Linked DNA regions of Homo sapiens: all the other regions are linked to region 1. A link is a contact called in ENCODE Hi-C data. All regions are on one chromosome and are shown on one strand. The core of a region is the stretch at or near the end of the contact, and the rest is flanking DNA. Distances in the headings are between cores, read along the strand shown.

What was found. A loop is a pair of places that touch in the nucleus more often than their neighbours do. Pooled maps may share reads with other maps.
Region 2: a map of B cell shows a loop between it and region 1 (10-fold over the local background). The contact joins the promoter of RPS6KA3 here to the promoter of CDKL5 in region 1. A Hi-C loop is called at or near these places in 2 of 168 maps with a recorded cell type or tissue (B cell and naive thymus-derived CD4-positive, alpha-beta T cell), 1 of 37 single-sample maps with no recorded cell type and 7 of 50 pooled maps.
Region 3: a loop to region 1 is called in a map of naive thymus-derived CD4-positive, alpha-beta T cell, with 19 times the contacts of the local background. The contact joins the promoter of REPS2 here to the promoter of CDKL5 in region 1. A Hi-C loop is called at or near these places in 2 of 168 maps with a recorded cell type or tissue (heart right ventricle and naive thymus-derived CD4-positive, alpha-beta T cell) and 6 of 50 pooled maps.

Annotation. Positions count from the first base shown.
Region 1 is chrX:18,423,187-18,427,892 of GRCh38, reverse strand. It overlaps CDKL5 (cyclin dependent kinase like 5), which reads right to left and starts at 2,285. Exons shown (of 18, transcript NM_001323289.2): 1 at 2,198-2,285. RefSeq lists a silencer at 1,965-2,034 and an enhancer at 2,370-2,664.
Region 2 is chrX:20,264,940-20,269,645 of GRCh38, reverse strand. RPS6KA3 (ribosomal protein S6 kinase A3) reads left to right here and starts at 2,737. Exons shown (of 22, transcript NM_004586.3): 1 at 2,737-3,082. The coding sequence starts at 3,014. RefSeq lists silencers at 1,961-2,255, 2,677-2,896, 3,017-3,276 and an enhancer at 4,457-4,506.
Region 3 is chrX:16,944,795-16,949,500 of GRCh38, reverse strand. REPS2 (RALBP1 associated Eps domain containing 2) reads right to left here and starts at 2,843. Exons shown (of 18, transcript NM_004726.3): 1 at 2,367-2,843. The coding sequence starts at 2,639.

The DNA.
Region 1 (4,706 bases), core at 1,036-3,535:
AATATAAACAAAGGCAGACTTAGGGAACTTGCATAAGTAAAAATCAAAAACCTGAGAAAAAGGGGTAAAAAAATACCAATCACAAACCCCTAAATCATGAATAAATTTTAAGACTGAGCCAGGAAAAAAGGAATTACTCTCTGGACAAAGAATTCTATTTCAAATTTAAAAAAAATATATCGGATTTTGATTTTAAAAAATTTAGGCTTAGGAAATATGCTAAACAACAAAACTGGAATACTCAACTGTTTGATATATATACATCTAGCAAATTAATCGCTGCATTGACTATGTTAAAAAGGCAAGACAATTCAAAGAGATTTGATACCCTCTCCAATTGAGGAACCCCCAACTACTCTGAAATGGCAGATAATATCTAACACTCTTGGAATGGTTAACTTTATTTAGTATGCCTCTTTTGTAGTTCTATTATTTAATAGAGCCAAACGGAATTTTTCCCTAATTAGGTTTCCTTGTACTTGTGAAATGCTCAGCATACAGTGCTGGCAGCATTAGCTTCTCTCTTCTGGCTCCTTCCCCCCTCAACCACCCTCACCTCCCCCCCAACCCCCGCCCCGAAAAAAAGATTTCCTTCCCAAATGTTCTCTTCTCTGCATTTGTCAACAGAAACACCTACTGGTGGTGTCAAACTGCTAAGACTGCTGCAGGCTTCCTTATTCCTGGTTTCAGTGTCAACGCCAAAAATTCTCAATCCTAAAATAGTACTTTTAATAAAAAGAAATTAGAAGTCTTGCTAGGTACTCAACCTATCATATTCTCGAAAAGCAGCACGCCTTTTTTAAAAATCTATTATTAATGGACCCTAATTGGATTGTTAATCATAAGATCATACTATCACCTTCAACACTAACATACAGGAACAAGTAAATATAGCCTCTTCACATTTTGTGAACAAAACATTTTAAAACACTTGAAGGAAATAAAAACAAATTTACATCTAAGTGTCACTCACATGTAATTCCGAATAGCCTCGGTGAAGATGTCTTTTTTGTAACCCTACAGCAAGAAAGAAACAAGCTGGAAATGTTCCAGCAGATGTTACCTAAAACGATAATCCTGTTCTATACACATCTCTGTCTCCTGTTTCTGACAAACGCTCTCAGACAAATTAATTTGTGTAATCTTTTACATTAACTATATAACCATTACGTTCAAACAAACCTAATTCAGATGCACAGAAAGAAATCATTCGGTGTCAACAATACTTTCTAAAATCAGCTTAAATTCCAGCCAATTAAAATAGATTGTGCTAACAGAATACTGATCTGCAACTACTTAAATATCACAGCACCCGTCTAATCTCACTGTAGAGATACTAAGGTCAGGCTTTTCTTATTCAGGCATCTGTTCTTTAACACTCAAATGAAGCGAAAAACAAAACCCTCAAGGAAGATCTGCCTTTACACTGAAATATGTTCAGGTTATTTTTTTCCCCAACGTGGGCACAAAACGTGTCAATGCAAGGAGGACCTGTTCGTTCTGGGAGACGGTTCCAAATCCCAGAATCCGATTTCTATGAGGGTCCAAAAGGTATGAAGGTCTGAGAAGGGGCCATTCTTCTTCCCCGCACTATGCCAGTCGTGAACTTCACAGCATCGCCTGAAACTTGTCCGGGGGAGGTTGCGGAGCCGCGGGGCCGGCGCCCGGTCGCTAGCCCACCCTCGCGGGCAGCCAAGGTCAGAAGGGCCCGGGCCGCGACTGACGGCCCCTGGCGAGTCTCGGGCTCCCTCCGAACTCGGGCAGGGGGCTGGGGCGCGCAGGCCCCTCCTCGGCGCCGGCGGGAAGGGGCTTACCTCGCCGCAAGCCCCGGGGAGCTCGTGCCGCGGGAGCGGCGGGGCGGGGACGCCGCAGACCCGCCGCTGAGGGGAACCCCGCGGGGCGGGCTCGACCCGCCGCCCCTCTTTCACACCCTTTCGCCTCCCCACACCCCAAAAGACAGCCCCAGCCCCTCGGGGGAAGCCCTTCCAGAGGCGCAGGGGAGCGCTGAGGAGGGGCTACTCCGGGCTGGGACGTCCTCACCGCGTCGCCCCGTTCCGGGGGAACCGGCGCCCCCGCCCCTTCTCTTGTCCGCCCGGGGGGACTGGGTGGGTCTCCACTCTCAGGAGAAGCTGGGTGGACGCGGGGCCGATGTAAGGGTAAGAAGGCTTGGCGGGCGGGTGGCGGCGCGACTACTCACCCCGCCGAGTCCCCCACTTCTAGCAGGGGACCCCACAGCTCCTGAGGACGCCGTCGCCGCTTTACCTTCCCCAGCGGCAGAGACAACTAATCGAAACCTCCGGCCCCGCCCTCTAGCAGAAGCGAACGCGCAGCCTATTTTGCTAACTGCCCCGCCCCAGCCGGCCCGTTCGGACCAATGGGAAAGCACCTCAGGTTTTGCCCGATCCCGCCTTTACCCCGCCCCCTTCTGGTAGGAGCCAATGAGGAGGAAGCGCTTGTCCTGGGGTTCGGGCTCGCGCCGCTCGTGCTCGAGTCTCCGAAGCCGAAGAACGCTGGTTCCTTATACAAGCTCGCCTGCGCGCTCACGCGCGCGCCGCGCCTCCTGGCACGCCAGGTTTGGTTGCCCCGCCAAGCCCTAGCAACCTGGGCTGGAGAGGCTGAGAGGGGCGGGGCCCGAGCCTGGAGTCGACGCCGGGGGGTAGAGCGGGGAAGCAGGGAGAGGGTCGACGGTGGTGGGGTGGGGAGATCGTGACTGAGAAAGGGGTGGCTGCGGGGGTAGGAGGTGGCGAGGAGGCCCCGGAATCCGCCTGTCACTGCGGAAAAAAGAGGGAATCCTGCCTGCAGCGCAGCTACCCTGCCCTCCCTCCGGAGGGACCCGTGCCGGGGGCTGGGGTGGGGGAAGTCGGAGAAGAGGGGGAGAACATACTCGGGGCGGGAGCTGAGAAATACAGGATGGAGGATGGTTTATCTCTGTTGTTGGTAAAAATGATATCGAAGTCCATTGCTGCTGCTGCCCAACTGTTGCCGCTGCGTGTGCACACACACACGCACATATGCACACACACAACACACACTCACACGTACACTCATCCAGCAGCTTGCGGTCCCTTGGGTGAGTTAGGCGCAAAGACCTAGCAGCCTGAGGATTCCTTACACAGCAGCTGGGCGCGTGCAAAGAGCTGTTGCAGCAGTAGCAGCAGCAGCAGCAGCAACGACCCACACCTCCGCTTCGGTCCGATGCTCTGCCACACAAGATCCCCCAGCTGGCTTGAAAGCAATGAAGTCATCGCCCAACCAGTACAAATGTAAAGATCTTAATACCCACCATGGATCGGGTTTCCAAGGAGGATGAAGAGGTGATGAAATTGAAGGAGATAACATTTCCAATGCTACTTTTAGAAAATAAAGAAAAAAAATTTTTTTAAAAAGACATTGGGGACAAATCTATGGAAAGCTGCATAATTATTTTCGCTTTAACAAGCAAAGGAGAAAAATAGGGTCTCTTCTGGTTAGGAAAAGCACGGAAAATAGGCAGTGTATGAGGTCATAGCTGCCACCAAATTAGAAAGATGCAGTACTGTAATAGGAAATAGATATTTGGGATAAAATCCACTTAATCTATTCCTGTAGTGAATCTGGTAACAATATGTAGCAGCATGCTCAGTTTGGCCACTTGATACCAAGCCAATAGGATTTTCTTTTTCATAACGGTGAATATTTGATGAGGAAATGAAAGTGGAAGCATATTAGAAAATTTTACAGGTAGGAGCAATGAATTAGCAAAGAGGGAAAATGGAGTCAGAGGCAACAACAGAGGGCTTCGCAGAGTCTCCTGCCTCCTCCAGATGCAAAGTAACAGTGCTGTGACCTCTAGCTTCACCCACGTGGATCCAGAACTCCTGGGGCAATCACTCCATTTTCATCCCTGTATATCAGAGCCTTTGTACTAGGAATTTCAGCAGCATTACCTTTGACTCAAATGAATAATTTTTTAAAATTTTATTTAGACCTGGTGAACCGGAAGTAACAAATTAATTATCCGTATAGATTGAGAAGATGGAGAAAAAACAATAACTGAACATCTGTTAATATAGGTCCAATTTAGTATTAAGTAGTAATATTAGATGCCTTATAATGTGCCATCCCATATACACAAATATGACCTTCTGCTTAGGGACATTTGCTTTGATCTGGTTTTAAGTAGTGGTAAAGGATTTCTTGCAGTCACTTGCAGTTTAGTTAATTCGTCTTTTGGTCAAAAACTAACCTTTCTAGAAAGTTAGTAAAAGTTTAAAAAGTACCATGCGCCGGGAGCAGTGGCTCACGCCTGTAATCCCAGCACTTTGGGAGGCCAAGGCAGGTGGATCACCTGAGGTCAGAAGTTCGAGACCAGCCTGGCCAACATGGTGAAACCCCATCTCTACTAAAAATAGAAAAAAATTAGCCGGGAGTGGTGGCGTGCACCTGTAATCCCACCTACTCAGGAGGCTGAGGCAGGAGAATTGCTTGAACCCAGGAGGTCAAGGTTGCAGTGAACCGAGATGGTACCACTGCACTCCAGCCTGGGCTAGAGTAAGACTCTGTCTCCAAAAAAAAAAGTACCATGCTGCCATTTAACTGAGCACTTATGTAGAAAGAACACTAATACTAGCCAGTGAATGGATACCTGCTCTGTGCCAAGAACTTCACATAGATTTAGGGTTGCCAGATAAAATACAAGATGCCCCGTTAAATTTGAATTTCAGATA
Region 2 (4,706 bases), core at 1,488-3,987, 1.8 Mb before region 1:
TGTTTGTTTGTTTTTGAGACAGAATTTTGATCTTGTCGCCCAGGCTGGAGTGCAATGGCACGATCTCGGCTCACTGCAACCTCCGTCTCCCGGGTTCAAGCGATTCTCCTGCCTCAGTCTTCCGAGTAGCTGGCATTACGGGTGTGCACTCCCGGCTAATTTTGTATTTTTAGTAGAGACCGGGTTTCACCATGTCGGCCAGGCTAGTCTGGAACTCCTGAGCTCAGGTAATCCGCCCACCTGGGCCTCCCAAAGTGCTGGGATTACAGGGGTGAGCCACCGCACCCGGCCACTTTAACCCATTATTAACAGTTCATGTAATGCTTAATTCACTGAAACGTGACCACCGCTCACATTACTTTTACAGATCAGGTAACTCTGTTTTAAAAGTTATTCCTCTGGTTCTCAAGGTTAACAGAGATGAATAAAAGTTGATACTGAAAATGGCATACAATTTGCTTTATTTTAAAATATTCATTCTTTGCGTGGGGGTAATTAGCACTGAACAGTGTTAGCCACATAACGGTCTCTCTTCAACTATGTATGTTTTTACTAATGCAAGAATGTTAACTGAAATAATTGATCAAAGGGTAGGGGGAGCTAATTTACTTTAAGCCAACCGAATTAACGAACTTCTTTTCGCTATAAGGAGTGGTCATGTGACTCTGCAATGTAAATGAATAAAGCATTTTGTACATAAATGCAAAATAGTACACAACTCCTTATCCTCCAAACTTCTGCAAGCACGTTTTACCGTCGGGAATTACACAGAGAAGGTGCTGCCAAATTAGCTGAGTTTGGGCCCAGGTTGGATTTGCAACACCTGAATATAGCATGTGAAGGGAAGTGACAAAGGCAAGAGCCAAGTGGCCCCATTCGCCTTCTTCCCCAGACCACGTTGAGTCTGCCCAGATGTTGTCCAACCTGAGCGGTCCCCCTGAGTCCAAAGCTTCGGGAGAAGGCGCGCAACGAGGACTTCCTGCCGCCTTCTCAGGCTCCCTAAACAGTTGGAGCCTCCCTAAATGGCCACGAGGTTCCCCGGCCTCGAGCCTGTGCCAAGGGGCGCGCTGGCGAAGGCAGCAGAAAGAGCCCAACACCTGCCTCTCGCAGGCCCAGCGAGAAACCTCGCACCGCCCGCGCAGACCTGGCCGGCTGGGTTTGGGGCTCTAATCTCATCCTCACACCTGCTTAGGGAGGCAGGCGAGGGTTCTCCAGGTGTCTGGGTCCCGGGAGGATGAAAGGAAGCTGTTAATAGGCGTGCGCTGGGAGCGCAGCAGCGGACGCGCCGTGGTCGCTGGGCGTGGGAAGACCGGGATGCCTGGGCCACGGCCTGAGGGTTTGAAGGGACAGGCCGGCTCGGAGATCTCCCTTTGCTTTTTCTCTTCCCCTCGCTGGGCGACTAGCCAGGGGCTGCAGTAGCTTTCCACTCAGCCCTGCGACTTTTACACATTTCTGCCCGGGCGCACTTAGCGCGCAGCGGCTCCTGGCGCAGTGAACACAGGGTCGAGTCCTCTTGGGACGCACCCCGGACGCCCAGGCCTTCCCCCCAAAGCTCTCGCCGTCCTGTGGGGCTCCGTCGCCGTCGGGGCATTGGGTTTCCTTAATCCAGGGCTTCCCCATCTTGGGCAGGAGGAGGAGTCAGAACCCCTCCCCTCCCTCTGTCCCCCTCCTCCTCCTCCTCCGCCCACGGCCAGCCTGATTTTTAAATCTAATCTCTTATTTAAAGTCAACAGAGGAGCAGGAACCCCGCGCTCCTGCCTACAAGATATTTTTAAATAATTCTCCAACCTCTACCGAGAGGGACAGCCTTAAGGAACCTCCCTGTTTTCCCCTCTTGAAGATTTAGGTAGCAGACGTGGGGCGGGGGGCAGCGGTTCCAGGGTCGCAGCTGAAGGCCGAGAGCTCTGCGCACTTGGGGAGGAGAATTTGGGCTGGGGGCGGTGCGGGGGAAGCGACTAATACAAGAGGAATTAATCCCAAATAGCCACAATTTAACAAAAGAGCGTCAACTTGAAAAGACTTGAATCAAACCGGGAGCCGAGCCCCCAGGAGGCTCCTAGGCACGAAGCCTCCCTTGCCTCCGTCGGGGGAGATGGGGGGCAGGTGATTTCCCAGCATGTGACCCTGAAGAGGGAGGGTCTTGGGCCATTACGGGATGCGCCCAGAGACTAGGCGCGTCCGCACGCACGCACCCCCGGAGGAGACAAGCCGAAAAGACACTCCGCACCCCTCCCCGGGTCCTTGGCTCGGGACTGCGCCCCCGGTACTTTGCCCACCTCCCTCCCCAGCTGGGCGGGGACCACTGTTCTCCCTCATTCCCAAGGAGCCTCCGACCTCCTTGGACCCTTGGCGGTGAAAGGCTCCCAGCCTTCGCCCCTCCTGCCTTTCCCATTTCTTTCCCCCGCCTCCCGCCGACGCCCCCAGATCTGTTGGGCTCGCCCTTCCTGAAAGTAGGCGAGGCCCAGAAGCTGAGGTTGGGGCGCAGAAGGAGGGGGGTGGGAAGAGGGAGGAGCGGAGCGCAGCGGCCGGGGGCGTGTCTTCCACTAGCCCAGCCCCTGGGTGCGCGCGGCGGTGGTGGCGGCGGCCGAGCCTCGCTTTGAGAGACAGGTATCGCTTAGGCGCCATGTTGTGAGCGGAAGTGGGGGAGCGCGCGGCGGTCGCTGTTCTGCTGGGAGCGGGCGCGGGAACCGGCGGGGGGGGCGGAGCCGTAGTCCCGGCGGCGGAAGGAGGAGAGGAAGAAAGGGGCGAGACCCGGTGCCCAGCGGAGGCGCGAGGCTCTCGCTCAGCGCGCGGGCGTCTCTGGCCAGGCGCGCGGCTTTCGGGCGGTCGGCGTCGGCGTCGAGCCCTCTCTGGGGCCGCCGCCGCTGCTGCTGCTGCTGCCGCTGCCGCTGCCGCTGCCGCCGCCGCCGCCGCCGCCGCCGCTGCCGTGGGGCTCGGGCGGCGACGGAGCGGGGCCGGCCGTGGGGCGGGCGGGGAGGGAGGAGGCGGTGAAGGCGGCGGGCCGGGGGGGAAGATGCCGCTGGCGCAGCTGGCGGACCCGTGGCAGAAGATGGCTGTGGAGAGCCCGTCCGACAGCGCTGAGGTGAGTGCAGCAGGGCGGCCGGGGCCGGCGCATCTCCTCCTCGCGCCCCCGCCGGCTCGCTTCGCTCCCCGGAGCTGGCCACTCGGCCCGTTCTGATCCCGCTCGCGTCTTTCCCCCGGGCTCAGGGTTTTGGTTTGGGTTGTTGGGGTGGGTCTATTGGCCGGTCTGTCTGTTCCTTCCATCCTCACCCTCACCTCCTTCCCTCGCTCGGGGGGCTGCCAGTGTGGTGGCGCGTGGGGTTTGGAGTGGGCGCTGGGGCTTTGCAAGAAGCCAATTTTAATCAACTTTGCGTGGGGGAAGCGGGAGGCGGAGCGGGGGCCGGCGGGGAGTTGGGAAGTTTGGCCCAGCCGGGTCGGGGGCTTTCCCGGACCTTGGCGACTTTGGGAGATGAGGGAGGGGTAGGGATCGGGTTCACCGGGGAGCAGGGACTCTCGAGTCCAGCCGAGGGAGGGGCTGCTGCGGGGAGACCGGCGCGCGGGGCACGGGCGGCGGCGACCTGTGGGGGTTTCGGGTAGGGGGTGCAGGGTTTTGCCTCCCCCTCGTCTGCCGCAGCGGTTTCTGCTGCTGCAAAGAAGAAAGCGGAAGCCTAAGGTCCCCTACCCCCTCCGTTTCTGAGGTCGCAGAGCTAGACCCCCGTCCCTGTGAGTTTAACTTGAGTTTCCTGTCCATGGAGGTGAGAGGGTGATATTCAAGGAGATCAGCGGCCGCCGTAAAAGGCTTTCTGGTTTTCCTCGCCCGGGATCTGGTGACCGTCCCTGAGTCACCCATCCTAGTGCCCAAAACCCAAACAATATACCCAAACAGGGCAAAACAGAATTTCCCCGGGCGCATCACTACACCGAGCTTTCCTGAACCGCCCCTATCCCAGAACAACTCGGGGTCTGCGAAAATAATCCAGACAAGACCCGTTCCAAGGTATCACCGCTCCTCTCCGGAGTGGAAAATCAATTCCTGATGGTGGCGCGTCTGTGATTCTTCCTTCTTGACTTTTTGCTGCCTTCTCTCCCCGCAGCGGACTTTAGGGGATTACAGGATGATAGGCTGCGTGTGTGTAATAGTTACTGAGTGAGTGACCCCATTTCTGGAAAGCATGACTGAAACGCGGGGGTGGAACGGGGCAGGCTCTGATGAGTGGTGTGCTTGGCGGCAGCCGCTGCCCTGCCGGCCTCCGCAGTGTGAGAAGTAGATAGGGTTACTGGTTACGTCAGTAAAACCGAGGCTCAGTTTAATCTTGAGATGCGGGACACTTGCATTCTCCGGTATAATGGAGAGGGCGGGGGATCAGTTCAAATCGCTTTTCACTTTTTCCCCCAGTCACCTCCGCTGCTGTATAACAATTTTGCTTGTTCTCCTTAACGCACGCAGAGTTGTAATAGTGCTTATGATTGGTGCTTAGTATTTTGCGACTTGGATCATACTTGTAAAACCTGAACTAAATGCTGCTCTTCAATGGAAAAGACATTGATATATGTTGAAAGAAAAGGAAAGAAAGAAAGGAAATCATGTTTTTAAGACTGGCAGAATCACAAGAACTTTATTTAAAATTGTTAACCAGACTAATACTATAAATATTTTATTAAAAAGCCAAATTTATGATGTTTAATAATCCTTTAGATGGGTAGTG
Region 3 (4,706 bases), core at 1,594-4,093, 1.5 Mb after region 1:
GGGAGGCAGAGGTTGCAGTGAGCCAAGATCACGCCACCGCACTCCAGCCTGGGCAACAGAACGAGACTCCATCTCAAAAAATAAATAAATAAAAAATAAGTATTTTTATAGACCATTTACTTGTGGTAAGAATGCAAGATTCTCACTCTTCCTGGAACATTATTATGGTAATCTTAATTGTATGCTTATTAAGAGGAAAACCTGGTTGTTACCATAGAAAATATCAGGACTGGTTAGTGCCTCCAAGATTTGAGCAGTTATACCTGTTGGGGCACTTAAATCTCAACTTACAGGTTCCTGTTTAACAGAGAAAGGGTAAAAACATCTACGTTTGTTTTAAAGAATGGCTAATACACTGATGGGGTAATGCAAATTAAAGTGGATGGAGCATACACACACCACCACCACCACCACCACCACCACCACCACCAAAGTGATGGGTGAAAATTAGGTGTCTGCTGGTTGCTGACTTTGTTTGACTCTCTTAGGATCACATGTCCAGGATGCCTTCAATGTTCATTTTCACCTGTACCAAGAATATTGAGTTATGGTAATTTTGTTGGATTAAAGGTGGATGATGTGTTTTGCTTTGCTAGGCTGAATAAGGGAGCTTCGAGCTCTGAGAGATTTACTCCAAGCAATCTCGCAGGGATGTCCCCTTTTGCCAGTATCTGAAGCAGTCTTTTGCAAGCAGATTTCAACTGGACATCAAAAATATAATCTCATTCACGCACAGCCACTGTGCCTTGGGTCCTTTTAAAACTATATGTACCTCAAGAAAGCATGGGTTCTAACATCAGGAAATCCTTCTTCCCAATTCCTAAAGAGGCATCAACCAACATATTCAGATTTACTATGCCCACCTCCTCTTATCCGATGCATTACTGACAACAAAATAAGCCTTAATAGGTACCCAGCTGTCACTTACTTGCTGCATAGCCTCAGTCAATTATTCCTCTTTCAGCTGGGAAGCAGCTACAGCACTGAATAAATGTATTATGCTCGGGACTATTCTGAGGGCCTCATGTAATAGCCACGGTTTGTGTTTTAAGACACTGACTTTCTCTTTACCTGATCCAGCTCAACTACTCATCAGCAATGGCAGAACTGTCTACATATCAAGGACTTCTTTAGGGATAAACAGCCATGCTAAGTTCTGTGAATACTAGTTACAGTTTCAGAAATCCCAAATTCAAAAGGGTGAAAGATTACAAAGTGTCTAAAGTTATGCTCACAAACATATAGCAGTAAAAACACTCCAGCAGTATAAAACGCAGTCTTAAGCAATTTTTTTAAAAATACGTATGAACACAATGACATTGCAAGTGAACCATAAAACCCTCAGTTCTCCTTTGAAACTAGATTTTAAAATACCACTCGCCACTCTAAATATTCCATTGGTGTTAATAACATTCATACTATTGCTTTTAGGAAAAGCTTCATTTCACGTTTTGAACCTGATATTAACAGTCTTATCACCATGAAGTGCTGGTGACATGAAATGACAGACAAAGGCTTATCAAGTAGTCTTTCTCCAAGCTCCAAGGAAAGCACAAAACAAAAACAGCGTCTGGTATGTATCATCCCCTAGTACTTTTCCAAGTATAGAACAGCCAAAAGGTGGTAGCTATGACATCCCTTACCTTTCAATTCTATTTCAAGTCCAAGTAATGATAGATGGGAAACTACAGCTGTTTCCCATGGTGGACTTCTGAAGTCCACCTCTAATCTCAAATGGGAAATTTGGTTTTGACTTGACAAACGTCCTCTTGCAGTCCCGTGTCCCTGTTCTGCAACTTGTCATTAAGGTTTTCGATTTAATATTAATATTTAGAAATATGTTATGGGCAATTACATATAGTAGATACTTATATATTACAACTACATAGAGAGGACAACATTCAGCCCTGGGCCTCGAACCCTACGGACACACACACCCTTCAAGTTGAAATCCCAGCAAGGCACCCTGAGAACCCACTCAGGAGAGGGAGGGGCAGGAGCAGCGAGCAGAGGTTAAACCAGGCAGCAGCCAAAACAAACACCACTTCCAGAACAGGACAAACTTTGGGTCTGGGCGGCTGCAGAACCCCAGAAATGGCCGGGGGAGGGGAGAGAGTGTCAGACTGTCTCAGGGAAGGAAGATGGGGAGAGCGCACCCAGCACTGGGCGAGGAGCTGAGCTGCGAAGGAGGCTGGTGTCCCCCGGGGACAAGGGCGTCGCCGCCATCCCCGGCTGCAGAGTCCTCTCTCTCAGAACTGGCCGAGGCCTCCGGGTCCCTGGGGGCAGCCCTGTCGCCCCACTCGCAACCTCCGCCCCCGCACACACTGCCCCACAGACCCGCAGGGACAGGAGGCGGAGGGACCCACCTGGTGCAGCGTCTCGGCGGGCAGCTGCGATGCCCGAAACAGGTCAGCCACGGGGCCGGCGGCCGCAGTGGCCGTGCCGGGGGCGACTCTGGCGGCCTCGGGGGGCCCAGACCCGGGGCCCCCGCCCGCGGCGCCGGCACAGCGCGCGAAGAGCTCGGAGTAGCACTGCTGCTCGCCCTCGCTCAGCAGCAGCGGCGGCGGCCCGGAGCCACAGCCCCCGCCCGCCGCTGCCGCTGCCGCTGCCGCCGCCGCCGCCGCCGCTGCCGCCTCCATGGGGCCAGCAAGGGGGCGCGGCGGAGCCCTGTCCCTAGCTGGGGTGCTGCTGCGTCCGCCACAGCCACCGCCTCCTCGGCCTCAGCTGCCGCCGCCGCCGCCGCCGCCACCACCGCCGCCGCCACCACCACCCCCACGCCCCGCAGCTGCCGCGCGGCCGCTTCCTCCCGGCGCGCGCCGGCCCCACCCCCGGGCTTGAATGTTGTGCCTCAGCTGCGCGGCACATGGAGACAGGCGCGGCGCGGCCCAATCACAGCCTGAGATGTCACCCCGGCCCCGCCCCCGCCTCCCGCTTGCCCCGCCCAGCGCCAGGTAACTAACCCAGCGCGCCGCACGCCCTCCGCCCGTCACAGGCTCCGGTGCCCAGGAAGGCGGGCCCCGTGCCTTTCCAAGCCTACCCTGCAAGGGAGCGGAGCCTTTGGCCATCCGCCCTGGTTGGGAAGGGGGCATCTAGACCCAACTGGAGAGAAGCTCTTTTCGGGGAGCGGGGAAGGTTGTGTTGTTTTCTTGCTAGAAGGCTGGGGCAGGTGTGGTGCCCACACCACGCCATGCCCTTTCCAGAAAGGGACAAGGCATGGGAAATTAGGTTTCCTTTCTTCCATAGCAGTACTGCTTATGTCCTAAAGAGCCGGAAGACGCAGACGTCTGTACAAACAGGGTCCCACTGACCCCAGAGTGTTCAGGGTGGTATTGGAGTTAGGCCCCCTCGTCAGACATGGCTCAAACCAGGAGTTGAGACTTTATAAGGAATAACATCGGTTACTCGTAAATACTAGAGTAGTAAGAGTACAAAAAGACCCATTTTGCAGATCATTTCGTCCAAACCCTGCTTTTACAGATGAGGAAACTGCCATGTTCACCTTCATTCCTCCAAAACCAGTTGAATATCTCGTATGTAGCAGATTTATATGCTAGGGCCTGAAAATACAAACCTCAGTAACAGAGGATCCTCACTCTCCAAAGGAAGCACTTATTTTAGTAGTAAAACAGGCATTTTTTTTAGTACAAAACTTGTTCAAGCTCACACCAAAAATCAATGCGAAACCCCACATTTTTCCACCCCGGTCCATGTCCTCCTCTCTCTCTCCATTCCTCCCTATCCTAAAGCATACACACTATATTTTTCAAATGTGCTTGCTTCCCCCTGGCTAGTACTCTAACCACTTTTTTTTTTTTTTTTTTTTTTTGAGAAGGAGTTTCGCTCTTGTTGCCCAGGCTGTAGTTCAATGGCACAGTCTTGGCTCACTGCAACCTCCACCTCCCGGGTTCGAGCGATTATCCTGCCTCAGCCTCCCGAGTAGCTGGAATTACAGGCGCCTGCCACCACTCCTGGCTAATTTTTGTATTTTTAGTAGAGACGGGGTTTCACCATGTTTGTCAGGCTGGTCTCGAACTCCTGACCTCAGGTGATCCACCCCACCCCCACCCCCCCACCTCGGCCTCCCAAAGTGCTGGGATTACAGGCTTGAGCCACCACGCCTGGCCCTCTAGCCGCTTTTAAAAGAAAGTCCAGGCCGGGCGCGGTGGGTCATGCCTGTAATCCCAGCACTTTGGGAGGCCAAGGCAGGCAGATCACTTGAGTCCTGGAGTTCGAGACCAGCCTGGCCAACGTGGTGAAATCCCATCTCTACTAAAAATACAAAAACTAGCTGGGCCATGGTGGTGAGTGCCTGCAGTCCCAGCTACTTGGGAGGCTGAGGCAGGAGAATCACTTGAACCCAAGAGACAGAGGTTGCAGTGAGCCAAGATCACACCACTGCACTCCAGCCTGGGCAACAGAGCAAGACTCTGTCTCAAAGAGAGAGAGAGAAAGAGAGACCAGAAAAGAAGCCACTGGAAAAAAAGTCTGTCCCACCATTGCACTGGAAGTTCCAGCATCAGGCCCACATATCTGCATCTCTTTTCCAAAAATTCTCTTTTTAAATGTCATTTTTCCTGGGAAGACCTGCAGAAATATATGCATGAAGCCTCACTGGGAAACAATAACCCAAAAGAAAACATCAGTCTAGGGTTAAGCACTAATAAAAAATATATTTTACTACAAAGAAAACTACAAAACATTGATTT